2 separate regions of the Homo sapiens genome follow, and region 2 is linked to region 1. A link is an interaction called in ENCODE POLR2A ChIA-PET data of the cell type or tissue named here. Cell type or tissue: OCI-LY7. All regions are shown on one strand.

Region 1 (5,000 bases):
TTTCTCTTGCCTCTTTAGCCTTACAGAAAGGCACATCAAGGGTAGGAATGATCTTCAAAGTGCCTCACAGAAAAAAAAAAAAAAAAAAGCCAGATTGGGAGAAAGTGTGGCCCCAAAGGCATACTTTGGAGAGAGTGTGGCCCCAAAGGCAGGAAGGGAATAATTGACTAAATAGTAATGTAAAGTGTACAGCATCGGCAGGGTGTGGTGGCTTATGCCTATAATCCCAGCACTTTGGGAGGCCAAGGTGGGAGGATCGCTTGAGCCCTGGAGTTCAAGACCAGCCTGGGCAACATAGTGAGACCTCATCTCTACAAAAAATACAAAAAAATTATCCTGGTGTGGTGGCACATACCTGTAGTTCCAGCTACTCTGGAGGCTGAGGTGGGAGGATTGCTTGAGCCTGGGAGGTGGGGGTTGCAGTGAGCTGAGATCATGCCACTGCACTCTGGCCTGGGCAACAAAGCAAGACCCTGTCTCAAAAAAAAAAAAAAATGTACAGAATCAAAGTCAAGAAAATTGATGGGAATTGACACTGAAGTACTTAAGAAATTTTAAGTTTGCTCTTGCTGCTGGTATTAATAAACTTTCATATATCCAACATATTCTTCCTTCCACCTTTCTCATATGTCTTATTAGTTCTTTCAAACACTCAGAATGGATGGAATGATCCAAAATTGACTTGCTACATACTGGGGAATTTGGAAGGGACCTGTGTTTTGCTTAGCAGCCCTGAAACAATAGAATGGCCTTTTTTTTTTTTTTTTTTTTTTTTGAGACAGGGTCTCACTCTTGCCTAGGCTGGAGTAAAGTGGTGCTATCTCAGCTCACTGTAACCTCTGCCTCCTGAGTTCATGCGATTCTTGTGCTTCAGCCTCCTGAGTAGCTGGGACCACAGGTATGTGTTACCACGCCCTGCTAATTTTTTTTTTAATTAATGGGGTCTCACTATGTTGCCCAGGATCTCAAACTGCTGAGCTCAAGTGATCCTCCCTCCTTGGCCTCCCAAAGTGCTGGGATTACAGGCATGAGCGACTGTGCCTGATAATGGCCATATTTAAAGATATATTTTTTCCTCAGTCTCTGACTCTTCCTTGCTTAATCATCCTATTCTTTAATATACAAACCTATAACTTTGAGGAAAGAGAATCAGAGATTATTTCTCCCTACTTACCCATTTCATGGTGCGACAATGAGCACTCTTCTCCAAGCCAAGCATTTGATAAGCATTCATTGCTATGGGTATTTTACTGCCTTAAAGAAATCCACCCCAATTCCCTGCCGATTGATTTCTTAAGATCACAGAAGAAAGTGGAATGAATCCTAGAGAGGCCTTCAAGCTCCCTGACACCCATGGGGCCCACTCATCTCCACCCCCAATACTCCAATTTCAAAATCTAACACATTGTCCTTTTCTTAGTTCCTCAGTTCCCCGCCCTTCAGCTTCTCTTTGTTAGCCACTGGGTGGGTGTAACCAAACCTCAGTCACACTGTGGCCCCAGCAGCTGGGCTTCTCTCTCCCCCATTACATTGCAGACATTCTTTTCACATCATTTTGTCCTCTCTGCTGCATTCCCTACATTTGGCTTCATTCCCTCTGTGCAAACTTCTGTTTCAAGGGACAGCAGTTTGCCAAGGAGATGCTGGCAGAGAGGGTCCAGTTCTTTCCTTTCTATCTGAAGAGCCCAGTGTCATTCATTAGCATATGAGAAGAATGGTTGTAAATAAACATCAAATGAGGTTAACGAGCTGCAGCTCATCAATATTAATGAAGTCCACCTCACAGCCTTGGTATGAGGTACCAATGGCTCTAATCACAAGAAGCAGTTTCATAAGGCCCCAGTTACAGGGCAGGAAGGGTTAGATCCAGCGTGTTGAAATGTTTGTCATTTTATGACCCCAGGAATGCTGCAGGGTAAGGCAGTCTGATACCAGATCTGTGCTTGCAAACCCCTCTTGTGTTCAGTTTACATCTGTTTGTCTCAACAGGTGGAAGCCTAGGAAAAGGCTATATCTGCTAAGCCAGAATCTGGGGTGGGAATTCTCCAGGTCAACCTGCAGTTCCCAAATCAAAATGAAGTTCCAGAGTACCAGGGTTTGATCTCTCATTGCCCTTCCATCAGTTACCCCAGATAACCCAAACACTTGTTTCCAGTGTAGTGAAGGATGGTTTGAGGATCTAAGCCCAGCTTGGTAAGGAATGAAGAAACTCCCATTTCATGTAGCTCATGTGCCTGCCAGCCACCAGTTAAGTCCCTGTGCCTATTATTTAGAGGATTCAAAGAGTAACAAGGGCCAGGCATGGTGGCTCATGCCTGTAATCCCTACACTTTGGGAAGCAGATGTGAGGGGATCACTTAAAGTGAGGGGTTCCAGACTAGCCTGGGCAATATAGGGAGACCTCTCTCAAAAACAATAAATAAATAAAAATTTTAAAAGTAGTTGGGCGTGGTAGCCTGTATTCCCAGCTACTCAGGAGGCTGAGGTGGGAGGATCACGTGAGCCTAGGAGTTTGAGGCCACGGTGAGCCATGATCATACAACTGTACTCCAGCATGGGCAACAGACAGAGACTCTGTCTCTGAAAAAAAAATTTTTTTTTAATTAAAAGAAACAGTAAGTACAGCTATCATTTATTGAACACTTACTGTGTCCTAGGCATGGTACTAAACATTTTTGTTATATAATCCTCACAATAATCCCATGAAGGTATTCCCATTTTACAGATGAGGAAGTTGAAACTCACTGATTTGATGTCATGGGTCTAAGATCACACATCAGCAAGTGGCAGAAGAGGAGCTCAGATTTCGATCTGTCTAACTGCAGAGCCCATGCTCTTACTTCCTACCCTCTGTGGTATCATCTCAGAGCCAAGCACATAAAATGCAAGCTTTTGTGCTGCTCCTTTTCGTCAAAGATGTGTGTCCTCCAGTTTCAAGGGACTAAACACAAAGTAGTTCCCTGGAAGTAGAATCAGAAGGCTTTAGAATTAATTTTTTTAAGTCAAAGTGCCTCTTTGAAATTATTTTTAGAAAGGAAACTTTCATTAAATATGTTTTCCTTGATATATAAATTTGGGGTCAGAGGGATTAGGCTTTGAGAATATGTGTGTGTATGCATGACCCAGTCTGTGTTGATAGCCATGATACTGATTTATCCACCTTGTCACACTAGTTCCTTTTATGATTAAGCACACACCTTGCATGAGGTCAGTGACCATGGAACACAGGGAAACCGCTCCCATGGCTGATTTGAGCCTATGATCTTAGCCTCAATTACATTGTTTCAACAACTGAACGCCTGGTTTATTACTTAAAGTACTATCATTGTACTTTGTCTTAGGGGTGGGAAGGAGAACCGATCAAATTGTTGTTATCACAAAAGCTACACCTGATTGTTTGTAAAGAAGGACTTCTAGTGAAAGGATGAAAGTGAAACAGCTATTTCTCTTTCTTCTATTTTTCTCCTTGAAAATTCAGGGACCTAGGCCAAGACAGGCGGATCACTTGAGGCCAGGAGTTCAAGACCTGCCTGGCTAACATGGCAAAACCCCGTCTCTACTAAAAATACAAAAATTAGCCAGGCGTGGTGACACGCACCTGTAGTCCCAGGTACACGGGAAGCTGAGACACAAAAATTGCTTGAACCCAGGAGGGAGAGGTTGCAGTGAGCCAAGATCACACCACTGCACTCCAGCCTGGGTGATAGAGCAAGACCCTATCTCAAAAAAAAAAAAGAAAAGAAAAGAACATGAAAGAAAGAAAGAAAACTCAGGGACCTTACTTGGTAATTTTTACCTAGGCAAAATGCCCAGGAATGTTTCCACAGAATGGTACCCAAAGCCCACCCATGCAGGAGCCCTTCCTGCCACCAAGGTAACCAAGACTAGGAAGCAATTGAAACTGGGCCTTCCTTTCCCAGGCCTGTGGCTGTCAACTTGGCTCAGAAAGAGGCAGACTGATGACTTTGTCTCCTTACCCACTCACACTACCACACAGTTCTCATTTGAGCCTGGTCACATGGCTGTGCCTTCTTATGGCCAAACAAGGATACGCTGTTTCCCGTTCTTTGCACCCTGGGTTTGGCCTGAGCATCCTTAGATGAAACCATCAGGACCCCCAAACCTTGAAGCTTTTCCAGGGGCAAATTGCATGCAGGGGAAGGAGGGGCTGAGCTGTGTAGTGGAGCAGCGGATGGTGTGCAGTCGGGATGTTTGCAAGAGCCAAGGGGTTAGTTCATTGCTGCTTTGTATACTCAGGCACACCAGAAAACTCAGATTAATAGGCTGTTTATTCTTCAGCATGTTCCTTGAATCAAAGGCTCTGGATGGTATTATTAAAGAGTGTTTGTGAGAGCGCCCTGGAACACTCCTCCTGGGCTCCGCTCACTGAAGAGGAACGATTGAGTCCTTTCATTTCCTGGGCAGCATCCCTCTCACTCATTGCTCACTGTAGTATAAAGGTCTGTAGAACCTTTGTTAGAAACAGGATCTTTTGTTCTGTCCTTATGAGGTCCCATTACCTACAGCACCTTGATCTGTTGGAGTCTAATTATTTAATGTTCTTGTCTTTTGAGCTACCTGAACCTAATGAATGCAGTCCACTCTATCTCAGGGAGTTGTTTTGCTTTGGTTTTTTGCCTCTATTTGGCACCAGTTTCCTGTTTGGACAGTATTGCCTTTTATTTTCATGGTTTTTTTTCAAGGAGTTTGTCCAGGAGAGAAGGAGACATCCACCTGAAACCTACTCTGTGAAGCAAATGAATATGTTTTTTCTATTAGAAGATTCTCCTAAAATGTTCTGAAGTTTGTTCATATCTGGGAATTGAAGCACATTGAATTAAGAAAGAATTACTTCCTCCACCTCCACCCCTGCAATAGAGATTTATACTGGACAAGGTGGCAAAAAAAAATTAGGGGGAAACTGCTCGGTACAATTCCCCCCCAGTTCCCTTGGGGCAGCAGCGTGCTGCACATGAGGAATCACTGTACCTTGTTCCCCT
Region 2 (5,000 bases), 160 kb before region 1:
TCTTCTCATTTTATAAATAAGGAAGCTGAGGCTTAGAAAGGCTAATTGATTTGCACAAGGTCACACAGGCAATGATGCATAGTAAACAGGGGTTCATACCCAGGTTTGTCATATTCCACAGCTTGTGTTTTTTCCTCTTCACTAAAAAGATAAAAACAAACCAAAAAACCCCTATTGGTTCAAAGGGCAGTAATTCTTGCTTCCTTATTAAGGATGAGGCTCTTGCAAATAAATTTCTTGGGAACAAGAATTGTGTTTTACTCATCATTGTCAACCTTCTATCATTGTCTACCTTCTATCACTGTATACCTTCTATCATTGTATACTCTCCTACACTTAATTCATACGTATATGTGAAATGGAATATGAATAATCTGACCTTAGGGTACCCTAAACATGAGTAGCTAACAAAAGCAACCGAGACTTATTAAGAACTTACTCTGTACCAGGTACCATTTTAAATGCTTTACATATATTGATGTATATGAAGATAGTTTCAGTTGTTATCTCCATTCGGCAGATGAGGAAACTACACACAAAGATACCAAATAACAAGTTGTAAGTGGTGGATCCAGAATTCTAACCCAGCAGTCTAATTGAAGTCCACATGGTTAAACTCTATGCTATAAATACTTTGAGCAACTCCCAAAGTGGGGCTCCAACTATTGTGTAGACCTATACGTGGATCCTGGAGTAAGGTCAAGTGATTCCAGTGTCTTCATTTAACATTTCTGCCATGAGGAGGCATCCGAGGAATGAGGATGGATCAGGGAATGGTAAAATTTCCAATTTCTTCTTGCCACTGGACTCATCTCTCAGAGGCAGGCAGTGAGGAAGATAACTTCTACCATTTGGGAGAATTTTATTGACAATCATCTTTGTACTTTGGGTAGCTGTATGACCTAGAAGAAATCACTTAACCTCTCTGTGCCTTAGTTTCCACATCTCCAAAATGTGGGTGGTAATAGTACAGTCATGGTGGCTTACGCCTATATTCCCAGCACTGTGGGAGGCCAAGGAGGGAGGATTGCTTGAGCCCAGGAGTTTGAGACCAATGGGACATAGTGAGACTTCGTCTCTACTAAAAATAAAAAAAAAATAGCTGGGTGCAACAGCATGCATCTGTAGTCCCAGTTACTCAGGAGGCGGAGGTGGGAGGATGGCTTGAGCCCAGGAGGTCAAGGCTGCAGTGAGCTGTTTTCACACCACTGCACTCCAGCCTGGGTGACAAAGTGAGACCCTTTCTCAAAAAATTTAAAAAAGGCCAGGCATGGTGGCTCATGCCTATAATCCCAGCATTTTGGGAGGCCGAGGCGGGTGGATCACCTGAGGTCAGGAGTTCGAGACCAGCCTGGCCAAAATGGTGAAACCCCATCTCTACTAAAAATGCAAAAATTAGCAGAGCGTGGGGGTGTGTTCCTATAGTCCCAGCTACTCAGGAGGTTGAGACACGAGAATTGCTTGAACCCGGGAGGAGGAGGCTGCAGTGAGCTGAAATCTCACCACTGCACTCCAGCCTGGGTGACAGAGTGAGACTGCTTCTCAAAAAAAAAAAAAAAAAAATTGTGCTTGCCTCATACATGTAAGCATTTATCCTGTTAGAGCACCTGTGTAGGTGCTCAATAAATATTAGCTGCTAGTGTTATTACCATATTTTTGTGCAAATACGTAAACATCTGGTGGCAACCAGGAATGTGTGCCTCTCAGATCTCCTACACTGGGGAGGGGAGGGTAATTGACTCCTGACCCCAGCTCTGAATCTAACACCTTGTTCACACTGAGGTCACACTTTCCACAGACTGCTCCTAGTCAATGACTGGGCAGGACAGACCCACTTCCATGAGATGTTTTACTCCTCTAGTGGGTGACTTTGGCTTAAAGACTCTCACTGCACACTGCTAAGTCCCTCATTCTCCCTTCTCCCTCCTAAAGGAGGGATAATAATTAGGGTCCCTCCTAAAGGAGGGATAATAAATTAGGGTCACACCTGCATTTGATCTCTTAGCTCTCCCAGACTCCTCCGGCTTCCTTCCCATTTTCTATCATGGGCGTTTCCCCCAGTACATCTCTCGCATGTCTGATCCTGTTTTGGTGTCTGTTTCTCACAGTATCTGAGCTAAGACAACATCTAACAGTTACTGATATAGTCTCTTCCAGCCATGAGGTTAATACAACTTCTTTAGGACTTGGCAAAGGTTCTGACATAGGACCCCTTCTATGTGGAAGATAAGTGTTACTAATCTTAATTTTTTTTGTATTTGCTGATACCACAGCATATGATAGTTACTTGTCTGACTTCCAGACACATTCTATTTTTTGATTTTGAATGAATCCTGATAAACTTATTTTTATTTGAATATAACTAGTGAGCCTTCCAAACCCAATTCTATTCTAGGAAATATTGCTGTTTACAGTAAGTTAGCAGAAATTCTCTTAGGGCCTTAAAGTGTTTGGTTGCTGCAGAAAGGAAATGAAATAAAATAGGTGTTAAACTGACTTCCTAAATCTTTGGAAACTAGGTTTATAATACATAAAACTGGTCACTTTGAAATGATTATGGGCCAGGTGCGGTGGCTCATGCCTGTAATCCCAGCATTTTGGAAGGCTGAGGCGGGCAGATCACTTGAGGTCAGGAGTTCGAGACCAGCTTGGCCAACATGGTGAAACCCTGTCTCTACTAAAAATATGAAAAATAGCTGGGCATGGTGGTGCGCACCTGGAGTCCCAGCTACTTGGGAGGCTGAGGCATGAGAATCGCTTGAACCCGGGAGGCAGAGGTTGCAGTCCACTGAGATCACGCCAGTGCACTCCAGCCTGGGCGACAGAGCAAGACTCTGTCTCAAAATAATAATAATAAATAAATAAAATAATTATGAACATGTTCACAAAGTCACCTCTTTCTTTCCTTTTCCTCCCCCTACCCTTCTCCTTCCTTTTCTTCCTCCCTGAATACCTTCTCTATATAAAGCCAGGCATGAATATATGAATATAAAGCATCCCTCCCCACAGGAAACTTACACAGTAGATGGGAGATGGGACATATTCATAAATGACCATAACATAAAAAGACAGTATAATAAGTAAAGAGTATGTGACCTATATGGTTCTAGAGCCAGCAGCTATCTTGGCCTTTTCTCAGTTTGGTCAGCAGCTTCTCAGTCATGGAAGGGACAGCAGTTCCCTTGGTAGCCTAGTTCTGGAATGGGCCTTTTGGGAGTTGTTCCTGGAAGGTCGATCTAGATTTTTTTCCTTTTCCAAAGATTCTGTAACCTATTTAATACATGTAATAAATAAATATCTTTTTGTTGGGGGGAAAAAAGAGCCAGTAAGTTCTAAGCCATGTTGTTCCCAACCCTTGCCTACCTCCATTTCTCCAAAGTAAATTGCAGAGTGATGTCAGTGTTATTCTGGGGTTTTAAGATAGCTTTAAAATTTTTGACTTTGTTTATCATTTATATATTCAAGTAATGTTAAAATCTTTATTCCAAATGCTATTCAGAAGTTGGGGATCACTTTTATTTGCACAAATGCAATATGTGCTAAATGAATAATTCTAGGAGGCCGAGTAGATAAATTGAAGTTTTAAAAATAATAGTAGAGCAGGCCGGGAGCAGTGGCTCAACGCCTGTAATCCCAGCACTTTGGGAGGCCAAGGCGGGTGGATCACGAGGTCAGGAGATCGAGACCATCCTGGCTAACACGGTGAAACCCTGTCTCTACTAAAAATACAAAAAATTAGCCGGGCGTGGTGGCAGGCGCCTGTAGTCCCAGCTACTCGCGAGGCTGAGGCAGGAGAATGGTGTGAACCCGGGAGGCGGAGCTTGCAGTGAGCCGAGATTGCACCACGGCACTCCAGCCTGGGCGACAGAGCGAGACTCCATCTCAAAAATAAGTAAATAAATAAAAATAATAGTAGAGCAGAAGAGACATGATCCATTATCCTATTTCTGGTTCATCATCCTATTTATGTCCTTCATAGCACTTATCAGAGTTATCTTGTGTACCTACTTGTATACTTGGTTATTGTCTGTTTCTTATTAGAATGTGAGCCATGAGGGCAGGCCTTTTCTCTCTAAAATCTAGCACAATGCTTGGCCCAAATGAAGTGCTCAGTTGTTGAATGAATGGTCTACTTTAAGTAACAGAATAAATTTTAAAATAAATGGGAGAAAGGAATCCAGTTCAACAAATAGTTACTGAATTCCTAACATGTGAGAGAAACTATGTTTTTCCCCCCTTCCATGAATGAAAAAGGATGATTAAATCTGCTCTGGATCTTTTCGGTTTTAACTCTGATTTATACCTAAAGTTAATTTCTTGGTTGATACCATAGTTTCTGTGTTTGGGTTACATAACATTAAAATTTAATCCATTTTGTAAAACCAATATTTTAAAAAGGAAGGAGATTTTCTACAATTTTGGAGCATCTCAATGAGATCCTGTCCTTTAGTTGGACAGAGTGATATGCTTTGATTAAGACTGGAATTACCCTTGTAAACTAATCTCTGGGTCCTCTTTCTGTGTTGGGATCACCCTTACACTACTTCCCTAGGGGCCTTAGGAAATAGCTCATTCTATGATTGGAATTTCAAGTCAAAACACATTTATCTGAGCAGAATTTTAATGATTTATCAAAGAGAGGAGGGATTTTCCCAAACACAACTGAACTTACAAATTACTGATCCCACTAGCTATGTTTTTTCTTAAGCACCTTTCTTTAAACAAAGCAATTACTGCTGAAATCATCAAATGTATTTTTTTCATGGAAAGCTTTTGACTAAGTTTTGTTTGATTAGCAGGAACCTACTAAAAGTAAATATTGTTTGAGACAGCACTTTCAGAGCCTGTTCTTTTTCTTCATTCAATTAGCTTTTAAAGCACTATTCTTTGGAGAAAGTAAGAGCCTTTTTTCCAGCTGTCCTATTGTGTAACTCAAGGTCTCGTTAATACTATTATCTAGCCCCGAGATTACAGGTAATTGTGATAAAACACAAGCTTCA

The links. ChIA-PET counts read pairs that join two places held together with the same protein. Peaks named below come from ENCODE experiments on the same cell type or tissue, not always from the same donor. Only the 100,000 strongest peaks of a DNase experiment are listed, where the experiment ranks them.
Region 2: POLR2A ChIA-PET joins it to region 1 with 6 read pairs; 5 of 35 experiments call an interaction of 5 or more read pairs at or near these places.

Annotation. Positions count from the first base shown.
Region 1 is chr11:47,102,920-47,107,919 of GRCh38, forward strand. The region is part of intron 3 of CSTPP1 (centriolar satellite-associated tubulin polyglutamylase complex regulator 1); the gene reads left to right. Among named protein-coding and RNA genes, the nearest start is that of ARFGAP2, 71 kb to the right of the region's middle. In OCI-LY7, a CTCF peak has its summit at 4,957; DNase peaks (open chromatin) are centred at 1,472, 2,822, 4,422, 4,972 and 1 weaker place; H3K4me3 peaks cover 3,684 bases; H3K27ac peaks cover 4,190 bases.
Region 2 is chr11:46,942,774-46,947,773 of GRCh38, forward strand. The region is part of intron 1 of CSTPP1 (centriolar satellite-associated tubulin polyglutamylase complex regulator 1); the gene reads left to right. Among named protein-coding and RNA genes, the nearest start is that of CSTPP1, 8.5 kb to the left of the region's middle. In OCI-LY7, no CTCF peak of the experiment used is centred here; no DNase peak of the experiment used is centred here.